Regions from separate parts of the Homo sapiens genome. Here region 1 is linked to region 2. The links are chromatin contacts, found by Hi-C or POLR2A ChIA-PET in ENCODE. All regions are on one chromosome and are shown on one strand. The core of a region is the stretch at or near the end of the contact, and the rest is flanking DNA. Distances in the headings are between cores, read along the strand shown. Region 1 overlaps ARHGAP29-AS1 (ARHGAP29 antisense RNA 1). Region 2 holds the start of ARHGAP29 (Rho GTPase activating protein 29).

Region 1 (2,700 bases), core at 49-2,548, 48 kb before region 2:
ACTTCTAACATACCAAGTCATTTGATCACCAAAGACCTTGTTTATTCTATTTCCTTCTTAATTTTTCTGAAATCTATTCATCCTCTCTGTTTCTTCTGACCTCACTTTTAAAATTTATTTATTTTTGAGACAGGGTCTCACTCTGTCACCCAGGCTGGAGTGCAGTGCCATAATCTCAACTCACTGCAGCTTCAACCTTCCAGTCTCAGGTGATCCTCCCACTTCAGCCTCTCGAGTAGCTGGGACTACAGTTGTGCATCACCACGCCTGGCTAATTTTTGTATTTTTTGTAGAGATAGGGTTTTACCATGTTGCCCAGGCTGGTCTTGAACTCCTGGTCTCAAGTGATCCTCCTGCCTTGGCCTCCCAAAATGCTGGGATTATAGGCATGAGCCACCATGCTCAGACTAAATTTTTTCTTATTTTCAATCCATAGTATATGTTATGGGTTGAATATTTTTGCCTTTCCCAAATTCATATGTTGAAGCCCTAAACCCCTAATGTGACTGTATTTTTAGGCCATAATTATAGTTAAATGAGGTAATAAGAGTGGGGCTGATAGTGTTGGTGGCCTTATAAAAAGAGGAAGAAATCTTTCTCTGCCATGTGAGGACACAGCAAGAAGGCAGCCATCTGCAAGCCAGGAAGAGAACCCTCAACAGACCCTGACCATGCTGGCACTCTAATGTAAGACTTCCAGCCCTCATAACTGTGAAGAAGTAAATTTCTGTTCTAAGCTACTCAGTACATAATATTTTATTAGGGAAGCCCACGCTGACTAAGACAGTGTATTACTTGCTGTCTCCTAGAACAAGTCATGTTCTTTCAAAATATTTTGTCTCTGTGTGCTTGCCTTTCCACCAACTGCTCACTGGGGCTTGAATGTAGTTCTTTTTTTTTTTCTTTTTTTTTTTTTTTTTGAGACAGAGTCTTGCTCTGTCATCAGGCTGGAGTATAGTGGCGCAATCTTGGCTCACTGCAACCTCCGCCTCCCGGGTTCAAGTGATTCTCCTGCCTTAGCCTCCCAAGTAGCTGGGATTACAGGCACATGCCACCATGCCTAGCTAATTTTTGTATTTTTAGTAGAGACTGGGTTTCACCATGTTGGCCAGGATGGTCTCCATCTCCTGACCTCATGATCCACCCACTTTGGCCTCCCAAAATGCTGGGATTACAGGCGAATGTACTTCTTTTTCTCTACACCAGTACATTCCCTCTCCTTCTTCATGTGCAAACACTCATTCATCTTTTAGGAATCAATTTATGACTCACTTCCTCCAGAATGCCTTCATTGACCCTTCCAGGCTGATATTCTTCCTCCTTATATCCATAGCTTCCTGAGCTTAACTTTATTACAGCTCTTATCATGCTCTATTATAATTCCCTATTAACTAATCTGTCTCTCACACTAGCTTGTGAGACCTTTGAGACCGGGACTGTATTTTTTTTTTTTAACCTGTATCTGCAGGAGTGAACATAGCACTCAACTCATTGTTGATGCTCAATGTGTTTTTGTGGAATGAATGACTGAAACTCATGACTGCCTCGTTCCATACTCAATCTACAGTCAACAAAACACACTGTCCAACTCTATTCATTGCCTTGTGACACAGCTGGTTGTGAATGTGCGACTCTCACTCATGAAATTATGAACAGCTGGAAGACAATCATTTTTATGTTTTGTTTTTGTATCAGCCATGACACCTCACTCTGTGCCTTGTACATGTTAGGTAGACAATAATTTTTTTGTTAAAGAAATAAGTACAGTTGACAAAAAAGCTAATGCACTCTAAGCCTTCATTAACAGATGTTCAGTGTAAAAAGAGTGTTTGTACTCCTAATAACTCTTATGTGGATCGGATCACATCTGAAGTATTGTGTTCAATGCTGGGCAACCACCATACATTCCTTCCTTCAACATATGTTTATGGAGTGCCTACTCTATGCCACTATCTTTCTTCTGTGCCCAAGGCTTAGAAATCAAAGAAACTTAGGTTTTGTCACTTAAACTGTGTGTACTAGACAGGATTGGCTAGATTTTGTTATAGAAACAAACAATCTCGGAGTATCAGTGGCTTACCACATCCTAGTTTTGTTTCTCTTTCATGCTTTATGTCTGTCATGGGCTGAATGCGGCTTTACTCCACACAGTATTCACTCCAGGACCCAAGTTGCCTCCATCTGGAACATTGCTGATTTCACAGCAGACAGAAGGCATAGCCAACCATGCATTGGCTCTTAAAACTTCTGTCCAGAAGTAACACACATCATTTCTGCTCACATTTCATTGGCCAAAGTCAGTGCTATGACCATGCCTGGATTCACACAAAGAGGGGCAAATAGGGTGAACAGTAATATAATCTACTACACTATGTGATCTAACCTGTTCAAGTCCCCATTTTATCATTTGTAAAATTATAACAATAATCTCTGCAATGAAGACTGAGGTAAGGATGCAAAATAAGGTATGTAAAGTGTTTGGCACATTGTAATCTGTCAGGAAATTGTAGCTATTTCAATTTAAATTCTATTTAAAAGTTTAAAAACTCTGATACTCAGCATAAGAAATTACTATAAGTAAAGCTCTCTAAACACTTAACAGTAAAGTAAATTAGTTCTCCCTTCCTTTGAATTTTTTCTCTGAAAACCCACTTAAACTGTCTGAATTGTGTTTCCAGCCCTGGCTTGATGGTTTTTTTT
Region 2 (2,700 bases), core at 173-2,672:
TATGGTGCCAAAGTAACCAAGGAGCTGAGTTTTCTTATTTATCTTTTCTAAGTAGCACCTGAGGAGCCAAATTTGTTGTATTTTCTTAGCATTGTTTTTCCTGTAAGGGTTCAAAGATATGTCTATGTAAGATGTCCCTCTTCTCTTTCTTTGTCAATGAGTTTTTCTCTTGCCCCGCTACCCTACTTTTGGTTCTGTCATGCTCACTTACTTTTCTGTTTGTTAAGTGGGTAGTCTCTCCTTTTATTTTTCTTCCTTATTTTCTCTTTTTGCCTTCACTTATTTCTGCCTTCCTTGGTTTTCTTCCCTTTTCCTGTGTCTGCACCTCATTTTCTTTCCAGTTTTCCTCAGCACATTCTCCTGTGTCTTTTTCTGTTTCTCCCGTGTGTGGTCATTTTTCTCGCAGACCCCAGCGCTACCCACAGTCTCCCTCCCTGTGTTTTTTCCTCTGTTTCTCTATGAGTTCTTTCTGAATGTTCCAGCACTGAGGTAAGTGCCATCGCTTGTTCCAGCGAGTGGTGTGATATAGGGACTATGTGCTTTCTAGCCCTGCTTGCTATAATTATTCCATCTTTCTCAGACTTTTTTTTTTCTTCTCATTATGAAGTGAGTTTGAAAGTGCAGCTAAGAAAGAAAGGACCGGGCACAGTGGCTCATGCTTGTAATCCCAGTACTTTGGGAGGCTGAGGCGGGTGGATCACCTGAGGTCGGGAGGTCGGGAATTCGAGACCAGCTTGGCCAACATAGCGAAACCCTGCCTCTACTAAAAATACTAAAATTAGCTTGGCGTGGTAATGGGTGCCTATAATCGCAGCTACTCAGGTGGCTGAGGTGGGAGAATCAATTGAGCCCGGGAGGCGGAGGTTGCAGTGAGCCGAGATCACGCCATTAGACTCGTCTGGGCGACAGAGCGAGACTCCGTCTCCAAAAAAAAAAAAAAAAAAAAAAAAAATACAGATAGGCCTAAGTGGAAACTATTACCCTCCATAGAGGGCAGAGGGGCAGAGTAGATGGCTGGTTTTGAGGTAGTTCATTCTTCATTCAGACGTGTGGCGCCCTTCCCCAGGCCCTAACCCCTGGAAGAGGGAGGAAAAAGGCGATCCACAGAAGTGTCTCATAAGAAATGTAGCTGCTCATCTGGCCATTAGCCGCATCTAGTCCTCAGGTGACTTTTCTCTGAGTCGCTCTGCCTGTCCCCTGCAAGCCAAAAGGGCAGCCGACGCAGCCCGTGATGCTGGGACAGCGTCCGGCCGCGCGCAACTGACGGTCGCGTTCTGCGCGCGAGCTAGTTGCCTCCCGTACCTGCCGCGGTCGCCGGCCCCGCCCCCGGGAGCGCGGGCCAATGGGCTGGGCTCCAGGGGGCGGGGCTGGCGGGCGGGCGGTGCGGCCGTGGCGGTAGCTGCAGGGGCGGTGGCGGCTGCAGTGGTGGTGGTGCCTGTGGCTGTGGCTGCGGCTGCGGCTGCGGCTGAGATTTGGCCGGGCGTCCGCAGGCCGTGGGGGATGGGGGCAGCGAGCTCCAGCCCTCGGCGGTGGCGGCGGCCGTAGGTGTGGGGCGGGCGTCCGCGTCCGGCACGCGAGATGGAGCGCCGTGGTGAGTGTGAGGAGGTGGCGCTTGCTCCGGCCGCGGCGGTCGTGGCTCCGGGCTGGGGTTGCCCGCGCGAGCGCCCGCGAATTGCCGTCCAGGGTCCGGGAGGCCCGCGGGGCGGCCCCGAGTGGAAGCGGTGGCAGGCTGCGCTAGGGACGGGTGTCCTCGAGCCAGGACTGGAGTCCACGGGAAGGGTCCGGCCGGGGCTAGGGGCGCGCCCGGCGAGGGAGGCGCGGACGAGCTGGGGAGGACGCCAGCGGTGGCCGGGAGCAGACGGTGACGATCGTAATTAAAGTTAGCACACAGCGCGTACAACGGGTCCGCCTGCTGTTCTGAAGCCTTTGCACATTTTAACTCTTTTAATGTTCAGAACACTCCATGATTGTTCGACTCGGTTCACACGGGGAAACCGAGGTTAAAAACCTGCCCAAGCACACAGACTAGTGGTTGGCAGCGTCAGGACCTAAACCCAGGCGCTTTTGCTCCGGAATCCGTGCTCCTGATCACTATGGGTCTGTGTTCTTGCCTGGATTCTATTCCCGCTCCCACCTGCCCTGACTGCAGCCCTCACTCCAGTTGGGCTCTCATTCCTGAGATATTTTAGGATTTCCGTGGTGCATTTTCTCCTGGTCTGTGTTTTTTGGGTTTCGTTGAGAGTTTTCCTCAGTCTCAGAGGTTTGTCCCAGTTCAATTGTGGACGTGTTTTGGGGTTTGACAGTTTTAATTAAAAAAAAAAATTTTTTGGGGGGCGGGTGAGCTGGAGTTGGACGTTTCAAGGTGGAACCCTCGTGACTGACGAGCCTCTTGTCTCTATGTTTATCTTTTTAAAACTTTCTCAGAGGGTATTGGCCCCAAATGTTTTCGGAGGGCAGGATATTACCTGCTAATGGCAGGAGCTGAGCTCTCCTTCCCTTCTCTCCATCTGTCTCTGTGACTGTATCTCTTGTCTATAGTTTATCTTTTGTCCGTCGTTACCACCGTCGGCTGTCCATTTTGGTTGCTCCATTCTTCCCTCTTTGTTTAAATTCTTGGATGAGGAACTTGCTCTTTGGCAAAGAGTAGTTTTGGCTGGTCAAAGGAGAGTACTGCCTGCCAGGAATGCTAGACATTCTGGA

The links. A loop is a pair of places that touch in the nucleus more often than their neighbours do. ChIA-PET counts read pairs that join two places held with the same protein, here RNA polymerase II (POLR2A). Pooled maps may share reads with other maps.
Region 1: a loop to region 2 is called in a pooled map, with 2.2 times the contacts of the local background. The contact joins the enhancer-like site here to the promoter of ARHGAP29 in region 2. A Hi-C loop is called at or near these places in 15 of 168 maps with a recorded cell type or tissue (cardiac septum, endothelial cell of umbilical vein, gastrocnemius medialis and 3 more) and 13 of 50 pooled maps. POLR2A ChIA-PET finds 5 or more read pairs at or near these places in 9 of 52 experiments (BJ, H1, HCT116 and 6 more).

The regions. Positions count from the first base shown.
Region 1 is chr1:94,284,094-94,286,793 of GRCh38, reverse strand. The region is part of intron 2 of ARHGAP29-AS1 (ARHGAP29 antisense RNA 1); the gene reads right to left. It also overlaps a transcript of ARHGAP29 not described here. Among named protein-coding and RNA genes, the nearest start is that of ARHGAP29-AS1, 38 kb to the right of the region's middle. RefSeq lists an enhancer at 2,150-2,209. Within about 2 kb of position 1,298, at least 4 of the 41 ENCODE cell types and tissues checked have a DNase peak (open chromatin) inside an H3K27ac peak, as active enhancers do; they include PC-3, PC-9 and endothelial cell of umbilical vein, where a contact is called at or near this core.
Region 2 is chr1:94,236,306-94,239,005 of GRCh38, reverse strand. It overlaps ARHGAP29 (Rho GTPase activating protein 29), which reads left to right and starts at 1,422. Exons shown (of 23, transcript NM_004815.4): 1 at 1,422-1,591. RefSeq lists silencers at 1,219-1,448, 1,459-1,698.